2 separate regions of the Homo sapiens genome follow, and region 1 is linked to region 2. Evidence: chromatin contacts called from ENCODE Hi-C or POLR2A ChIA-PET data. All regions are on one chromosome and are shown on one strand. The core of a region is the stretch at or near the end of the contact, and the rest is flanking DNA. Distances in the headings are between cores, read along the strand shown. Region 1 holds the start of ZNF248 (zinc finger protein 248). Region 2 overlaps NRP1 (neuropilin 1).

Region 1 (4,203 bases), core at 1,564-4,063, 4.6 Mb before region 2:
ACAGGATCAACTGAGTCCATTTTTTGCTATGGGTTACTGGTCCCAGTGGCACCAGTTGGTCCATCAGAATGTAAAGTCTGAAAAATAACTCAAACACTAGTTTTAGGTTTTACAATAGTGACATTATCTATAGTGACAATTGGAGATGTTATAAATCTTGTGACCACTGGCTATGTGACTCTGGAGTAGTAAGCAGTTACAAAAAGGCAGATTATAAAAGCAAAAACTGGTTAGAGTTTATGCCTGCATCTTACAGAATTCAGGTTCCTACCAAAATTCTAAACTTGTGGACTTCCACTAGTTTTACAAAAACGGTTTTTGTCCCCAAACAAGGAGGGGGTTAGTTTCAGGAAGGGATCATTATCGTTCTTGTTTTAAAGTTAAACTATAGGCTGGGTGTGGTTGCTCATGCCTGTAATCCCAAGCACTTTGGGAAGCCAAGGTGGGAGGACTGAAGTCAAGAGAGCGTGCTTTCATCTTCATAGCAAGGTCATGAAAGACAAGGTAGGAGCAAGAAACTATTACAAACTGGCCAAGGCTAAGACATGACAAGTAAATGTACTGTGATACTGAGAGACAGGACTAGCTGGATTTCCTAGGCCGACTAAGAATCCCTAAGCTTAGCTGAGAAGTTGACTGCATCCACATTTAAACAAGGGGCTTGCACTTAGCTCACATCCGACCAATCAGGTAGTAAAGAGAACTAACTAAAATGCTAATTAGGCAAAAACAGTAGGTAAAGAAATAGCCAATCATCTATTGCCTAAGAGCACAGCGGGAGGGACAATGATCGGGATAGAAACCCAGGCATTGGAGCCGGCAACAGCTACCCACTTTGGGTCCCCTCCCTTTGCATGGGAGCTGTGTTTTCATTCTATTAAATCTTGCAACTGCACTCTCTTCTGGTCCGTGTTTGTTACGGCTTGAGCTGAGCTTTCGCTCGCTGTCCACCGCTGCTGTTTGCGGCCTTCGCAGACCCGCCGCTGACTTCCATCCCTCCGGATCTGGCAGGGTGTCCGCTGTGCTCCTGATCCAGCGAGGTGCCCATTGCTGCTCCCAAGTTGGGCTAAAGGCTTGCCATTGTTCCTGCACAGCTAAGTCCCAGGTTGGTCCTAATCGAGCTGAACACTAGTCACTGGGTTCCACAGTTCTCTTCCGTGACCCACGGCTTCTAATTGAGCTATAACACTCACCACATAGCCCAAAATTCCATTCCTTGTAATCCATGAGGCCAAGAACCCCAGGTCAGAGAACATGAGGCTTGCCCCCATCTCGGAAGCAGCCCACCACCATCTTGGGAGCTCTGGGAGCAAGGACCCCCGGTGACAATATCCTTGATTGGTTGCTGGAACAGAAAAAGGGCATTAGTGGAAGAACTGCTTAAGTCTGAATAAACTCTGCAGTTCAGTTAATAGTACTTGTACCTATGTTATTTTCTTAGTTTTGATAAATATACCATGGTCATGTAAAATACTAACACTAGTGGAATCTGGGTGAAAGGCATATAGGAACTATTTTGCAACTCTTCTGTAAATCTGAAATTATGAGCAAATGAAAAGTTTAAAAAAGTGGACAATGACCCAGGAGTTGATTTTTTAAATGAAAAGTTGTAACACACGCACATGCTCATAGTGTGCTGAAAATGCCAGATGTGCACGTAAAAGAATGTACGTGTAGTGTAGTTCTGGGTAAAGTATGGTTGGTTTTGGGAAATGAGTGCGTGCTTTCTTCTTCAAATTTGTTACTCAAACGGCTTTTTTTTTTTTAAACATATAAACAATTTTATGTTTGGGTCTTGAATTGCTAGCTTCTGTTTTTCCTTATTCCAGAGAATAACCATACTGGTCACAGATTTTAGTTTTCTCTTCCAGTCTTTCAGTTAAACGTTACCATGCATGATCGTGAATGAATTCAAGCACACCTTTCCTTCTCTTGGCTTGTGTCTAACAGGCACATTGATTTGATCCACAACCTCTGGGGACACTGACAGAATCCTGGTTCCAAGCAGGAGTGGGTAACTGAGACAGTAATCTCTCAACCCACTATACAAGGCTGTTTTGCAGGAGAGCCTTATGATGACCAGCATGATATATAATTGTGAGAAATATACTGAACAATTTATGTGTCAGACACCGGTTTAAATGCTTTTACAACGTAAGCGCCTCCAATTCTCATAAAACCCCTGCTAGGTAGGCACTATCAGCCTCATTTTACAACTGAGGGTTGCGGCCAGAGCTGACAGGCACCGTCTAGCGCCGCTTCCAAGCCCCGCATCGCATCCACCAGCCTAACTCGGGCGCTCGGCCTCTCCCTCTGCGCATGTGCATCCCCGCCTCCCGCTCCAGGCGAGTCCTTCCCTGGACTCCAGTCCCTTGTGGGAAACAATCCCTCGCCTCCGGAGGCGGCGAGGAGCGGCGGGTGAGCCCCGGAGCACTGGGCGAGGGCCAGGGGGTCCCCGCGCTGCCCTGAAGGCGGGCGGGCGGCGGCTAGACCTCGGCGGTGGGGAGGGACCCCTGGCGCCTGCGGCGACGGTGGGACGAGGGCGTCTCTGTCAGAAGGGGATGAGGTCTGGCGTGGGAACGCGAGTTCCGGGGCTCCCGGGGGTCCGTATGCGTCCAGTCCCTGCGCCTGGCGCTCAGCGAAGTCCTGTAGCACGGGGTAGGCAATGCGCACTGGCCCGAAGGGGAGGGAACTGGCTGCGGGGAGGGGACAGCACGCGCGTGCGTAGCGTGTGACGTTTGTTGTGCGCGTGCGCATGGCGTTTGATGTGTGCGTGTGCGCTTTTTGTGCCCTGAGCCCGCGGGGAGGAGGCGGGGCTGCGGGGGAGAGCGACTGCGCCAGGTCCGCGACAAATGAATTAGACACAATTATCCACGGGAGACTCGGTTTTCCTCTCTGTAAATTACGGATATTAGGAATACTTGCCGCCTGGGGTTGTTTTGAGCACTTTCATTGTTTAGGTGCTGTATTTATTGGGTGTGCGTTCCCTGGGAGAGCCCGAGGGAGACGGCTCCTGCACCGGCCCCAAGGGCCTCTCTGCCCGTGGAGTGCAGGAGCGAAGGGGCTGGCCTAGCTGACCACCAGGGCCCCTGCTGGCTCTGACCGCCCTCCTATCCCAAGTAATTATTTACACGTTTCGCGTTCGCTTATGTATTATGTGTAATCATGGCACAGTATCCTGAAGCCGTCGGAGTCTGTGTGCTGGTGCAAGGTCTGGGACAAATTTAAGAAGAGAGAGGTGAGCTGGAGCTGAGGGGTGGGCGCGCAGGCTAACAGGAACGTCACCTCTGGAGAGTCTGAGGGCAGGGACGGGTGAAAGGCTCACGGCCACAGCGAAAGAAATGCTGTTATCACCCCTCCGCGAACACCGGGCACATCCAGATGAGCTGCTGAGCTTCCTCCTCTCTTGGCCTGATATCCCCGCCGGATGGTAGTGCAGTCAGGTCATACTTGGGTTATCTGTTTTGACCTTATTTGAAAGATGGAAAAACAAAATTGAGTTTGAGGAGGTGAGTAGTTCAGATCTTGTCATTCCTTAGAGGCAGAACTGAGATTAGAAGTCAAGTCTGCAGTTTCCCGAGCCACTGCTGCCCATTTTGTTACTCTATATCACAGTTTCTCATTAAAAGATCCTTTTGAGGAATTGTTAGCAAGTTAGAACAAACATTTTTAAACTTGCATTTAACATCCTATCCCTTTTTTTAGAGGTCTTTTGCATTATCTAACCTCAGGGCATTAATGGTGTTAACAGGTAAACAGATAAACAATATGGCCTCAGTTTTTTTTTTTCCCTACAAGGAATTTTGACAAACCCATAGTGTTTTTTCCTTCAGATTACTGTTAACTTGTTAAACTCATCTTTTCATGTTTTTAATTTTTCTGTGTCACAGAACCTAAATTGGTAATAAATCAATAAGAAATATTTACATTCACTCAGTGAAAAGTGTCATGTCTGAGCTCAGCATATATCGGAGCCACACATGGACACGTAAGTATCTTGTGTGTGGACCTGTATAGGCAGGTGAATCTCCGAACTGCAAGGCCGGCGAAGGCTCTCCTGACATTCTTCCTTTCTAATCCTTCAGCTCTCCTTCCTCCACTAAGAGCGGAAAATGAACAAATCCCAGGTGAGATTCTTGTTTCTTTATTCCCAGTTTGTTTAAAAATGGATTTCTGAAGTTTATAAGGGTTTATGTTTTGAAA
Region 2 (3,904 bases), core at 1,388-3,887:
TGGCACGATCTTGGCTCACTGCAATCTCCGCCTCCCGGGTTCACGCCATTCTCCTGCCTCAGCCTCCCAAGTAGCTGGGACTACAGGCGCCCGCCACTATGCCCGGCTAATTTTTTGTATTTTTAGTAGAGACGGGGTTTCACCGTGTTAGCCAGGATGGTACACGTTTTTAAACAACCAGTTCTCATGAGAACTCACTTACTATTGCAAGGACAAGGCCAAGAGGGGATAGTGCTAAACTATTCATGAGAAATCCACCCCCATGATTCAATCACCTCCCACCAGACCCCACCTCCACCATTGGGGATTACAATTCGACATGAGATTTGGTGGGGACACAGATCCAAACACTATCACGTGTATTCACCATGGACTTTCTTAACCCCTTTTCTGCCATTGTCCTTTTGCGAGAAAGTGCTTCTTCAACTATGGTAAACTGAAACAACAGTGAATAAGGAAAATATTAAAACAAATTTTGGTGTATAGTGGACAAAATATGAAGTTACAGAATCTTTAAATTGGAAGAGATTTTAGTTTTCAAATTCTAAAGTCCAACTCACATTTGTCATGCGCAGAATTTGAGAACCAGAAATGTTGAGAGGCCACCCAAGTTTACACAGCGGGTGAGTGAATCTCAGGACTGGGATTCAGGTCTCCTGGGGCTCCATCCAGTTCTTGTCCATCGCCCCATGGAATGTCCCCATGTTTTGTCGAAATACACAAGAAAACCTGGGATCACTTCCATAGCATGACAAGGGCAAAGTGAAAGCACCAAAATTCACTTGCTTTTGAAAGTATGACCTTAATTCCTGTCATTTTTTTCTCAATAAATCTTAATCTGAACTGAAACATTTTATCTTTTTAAGAAGGAGAAAATATTAGTATCTGCATGAAACCTTGCTGTTTCATGCAGATACTAATAAACCATGGCTTACAAGAATGTAGCCAAAGCGGTTTTTTCCCCAGGGAAGAGTTTGGAGGTCTCCAGGGTAACTGTTTCTACACTGTGGATATAAAATCCTAAAGGGTCCCCAATATCATGTATGTATATATATATTTTTTCTTTGTGGATAAATGACTCAAATTAGCATAGTCGCTGTCATCTCAGAAGCCACCAGAGTAATTTAGAAACTAAGATTATAAACCATACAGCACATGTCATAATCTCTACCTGGAACTGACCTGGCGAATTGCCACGTTACCAACTTTTGAACCAGAATCAAATAGATAAGCATTTGCAGCTCTCATGGTGAAGGGTGAGCCACGTCCAAGAAGGTTTGAGAGGTATTTCAAATAAGTCAGACCTCTGCAGACCAGGTTTACTGGGCCCATCTAAGAATTCTTCTGCATCTGCAATGCCATGGATCCATGGATAGCCGATATGTGCATGAGGAGGAAAGGATTGATTTGTTTTCTCAACAGGCTGCCAGATGCACTCTGTTGGTATTCAGCCTCCTGACCTGAATCACTAAAACTAGAGACCTGCTAGTTAGTTAACTTTAATCTCTATTGATGTCTAATAAGTCGCCTCTAGTTGCCTGGCACTTTGGGAGAATGTTTAGTTAAGAACAATCTCAACAAAGCACCTTATTTAGAATTGAATCCTTGCATGTCATTGCCGGGGCCCCATCACGTCTGCCTTCAAGCCACTGTGAGAAAATGATGCAGGAAAAGAGTTGTTGAACTGAACACCCCCAGATTTGATCCTGAAATTCAAAAGGATAAAGACTTCTCTGATTCACAAGTGTCTTAAGTGTAGCTATTTGAAGATCATAGCAGCAGGTGGTATTCAGGGACTGAGCTGATGTGCTCATGTTGGTAGAGAAGGCAGTTTTGGGTTTTTTTGGTTGTTGTTTGTTTGTTTGTTTGTTTGTTTTTTGAGGCGGAGTCTGGCTGGCTCTGTCACCCAGGCTGGAGTGCAGTGGTGTGATCTCGGCTCACTGCAACCTCTGCCTCCCGGGTTCAAGCAATTCTCCTGTCTCAGCCTCTTGGGTAGCTGGGATTACAGGTGCCCACGACCACGCCCAGCTAATTTTTCTATTTTTAGTAGAGACTGGGGTTTCCCTATGTTGGCCAGGCTGGTCTCGAACTCCTGACCTCAGGTGATCCGCCCACCTCAGCCTCCCAAAGTGCTGGCATTACAGGCATGAGCCATTGTGCACACCCGGCCAAGAAGGGCAGTTTTTGAATTGTGTAGTGAATACCACCCTATGCTGGTTACCATGAATTGAAATTGGAGTCATTCATACAGGCATAAGGTCAACCTGCACTATATGCATGGATGCTCTTGACCAATTTCAATGACAAATCACCATAATTTGTAAAGTCCTGGTGGTACTGAACAGTCATTAAAATTACACATTATAAATATATGCATTACACACACACACACATCTATTAACATGCAATTTTAGAATGGCGTACTATACTGTGTCTGATACTTCGGGGAAGGTTAGGATGTCAGCATTGATATCAGGTGACTTCCGGCATCATGGCCTGTAATCACAGTTTATCGTGCCCTCACTAACAGCCACACTTTACCGGCCCACCTGTGTCAACACCACTCAGAATGAGTCACTCACCCTTGGTACATGTACGAATTACCTTTCACATTTCGTTTGTCAAAGAGGCATAGGTCACATCTGGCAGAGTTACTGAGTCACTGGTGTAGGAATCTGAAACCCAAACTGCCTCCACTGAATTCTCTCCCTCGCCTTTATAAATGTTCTATTTCACCAATAAAGGGCTGTCAGCCTCAAGATTTAAAGGTTTAAGCTTGAAGGGGCCATAATTATTTCTCTAGGGCTCTGTTGAGATTTCTGCAGCTTACTCATTCATTGTTCCCACATGATTTTATATTTGTCATATTTTTCCCTGCAACAGCAGAAGTCTTTAAATTGCTCCATACAAATGGAAAGCTAAGGTTAACACAATAAATCTGAACTTGACTTTCCATACCCATTTTACTAATATGAAAAGGCTGACTAATACATGATTAGAACAGTGGTTATACTGGCGGGCTTTTATTAGAAAGATGTTCTGTCTTTACCCAGGTTATTTCTTGGGGAAGTTGTTTAAGTGGGATTTTCACTTTACTCCTTTTTCTCTTCTACTCATAGGTCCTGAATGTTCCCAGAACTACACAACACCTAGTGGAGTGATAAAGTCCCCCGGATTCCCTGAAAAATATCCCAACAGCCTTGAATGCACTTATATTGTCTTTGTGCCAAAGATGTCAGAGATTATCCTGGAATTTGAAAGCTTTGACCTGGAGCCTGACTCAAATCCTCCAGGGGGGATGTTCTGTCGCTACGACCGGCTAGAAATCTGGGATGGATTCCCTGATGGTAAGAATGACAGGAAGCACCCCAAAAAGGGAAGGTTCTGGAGGAAGGGCACCAGTATTCTTTTACAAGTCTCATGATACATGAATCATTAAAAAAAACCTCAAAAGGACACTGGAAAACAAAGCAAAACTCTCTATATTCAGAGCAGTGATGAAATATTTGAGCTCAAGAAGACCTTAGTAATTATCTAGTCCAATTCCTTCATTTTATAGATAAGAAGCTGAGGCCATGAAAGATTACAAAAGGTTCTTTTAGCTATTTTTGTGATATAATTGAGACAAACACATAGTTTTTCTCTCTAAACTATTTTGCTCATCCACTGACCTGGCTACTCATCATTAATTCACAGATTGTAAGAGGATGGGCTCTTAGTAATTCCATTACATCAAACCACTCATTTTATAAATGCAGAGACCAAGGACCTGAGAGGTTGAGTACTTAATAAAATTTTAAGGCTAAACTATGCATCCGTTATGCTACAAAACAAAAATTTGGAAAAGGAACGAGAATGTTTGGGCATTCCTAATTTAGACAGGTTCCCTGTACATTCTCTACAG

What was found. A loop is a pair of places that touch in the nucleus more often than their neighbours do. ChIA-PET counts read pairs that join two places held with the same protein, here RNA polymerase II (POLR2A). Pooled maps may share reads with other maps.
Region 1: a map of PC-3 shows a loop between it and region 2 (4-fold over the local background). The contact joins the promoter of ZNF248 here to the enhancer-like site in region 2. A Hi-C loop is called at or near these places in 1 of 168 maps with a recorded cell type or tissue (PC-3) and 1 of 50 pooled maps. POLR2A ChIA-PET finds 5 or more read pairs at or near these places in 1 of 52 experiments (PC-3).

Annotation. Positions count from the first base shown.
Region 1 is chr10:37,856,220-37,860,422 of GRCh38, reverse strand. ZNF248 (zinc finger protein 248) reads left to right here and starts at 2,813. Exons shown (of 6, transcript NM_021045.3): 1 at 2,813-3,238; 2 at 3,891-3,988; 3 at 4,086-4,127. The coding sequence starts at 4,113. It overlaps ZNF248-AS1 (ZNF248 antisense RNA 1), which reads right to left and starts at 2,674. Exons shown (of 2, transcript NR_186559.1): 1 at 1,922-2,674; 2 at 1-1,345. RefSeq lists silencers at 2,321-2,870, 2,567-2,943 and an enhancer at 3,261-3,320.
Region 2 is chr10:33,263,089-33,266,992 of GRCh38, reverse strand. NRP1 (neuropilin 1) reads left to right here. Exons shown (of 17, transcript NM_003873.7): 4 at 3,120-3,347. Among named protein-coding and RNA genes, the nearest start is that of NRP1, 70 kb to the left of the region's middle. RefSeq lists an enhancer at 2,068-3,267. Within about 2 kb of position 2,637, at least 10 of the 41 ENCODE cell types and tissues checked have a DNase peak (open chromatin) inside an H3K27ac peak, as active enhancers do; they include PC-3, where a contact is called at or near this core.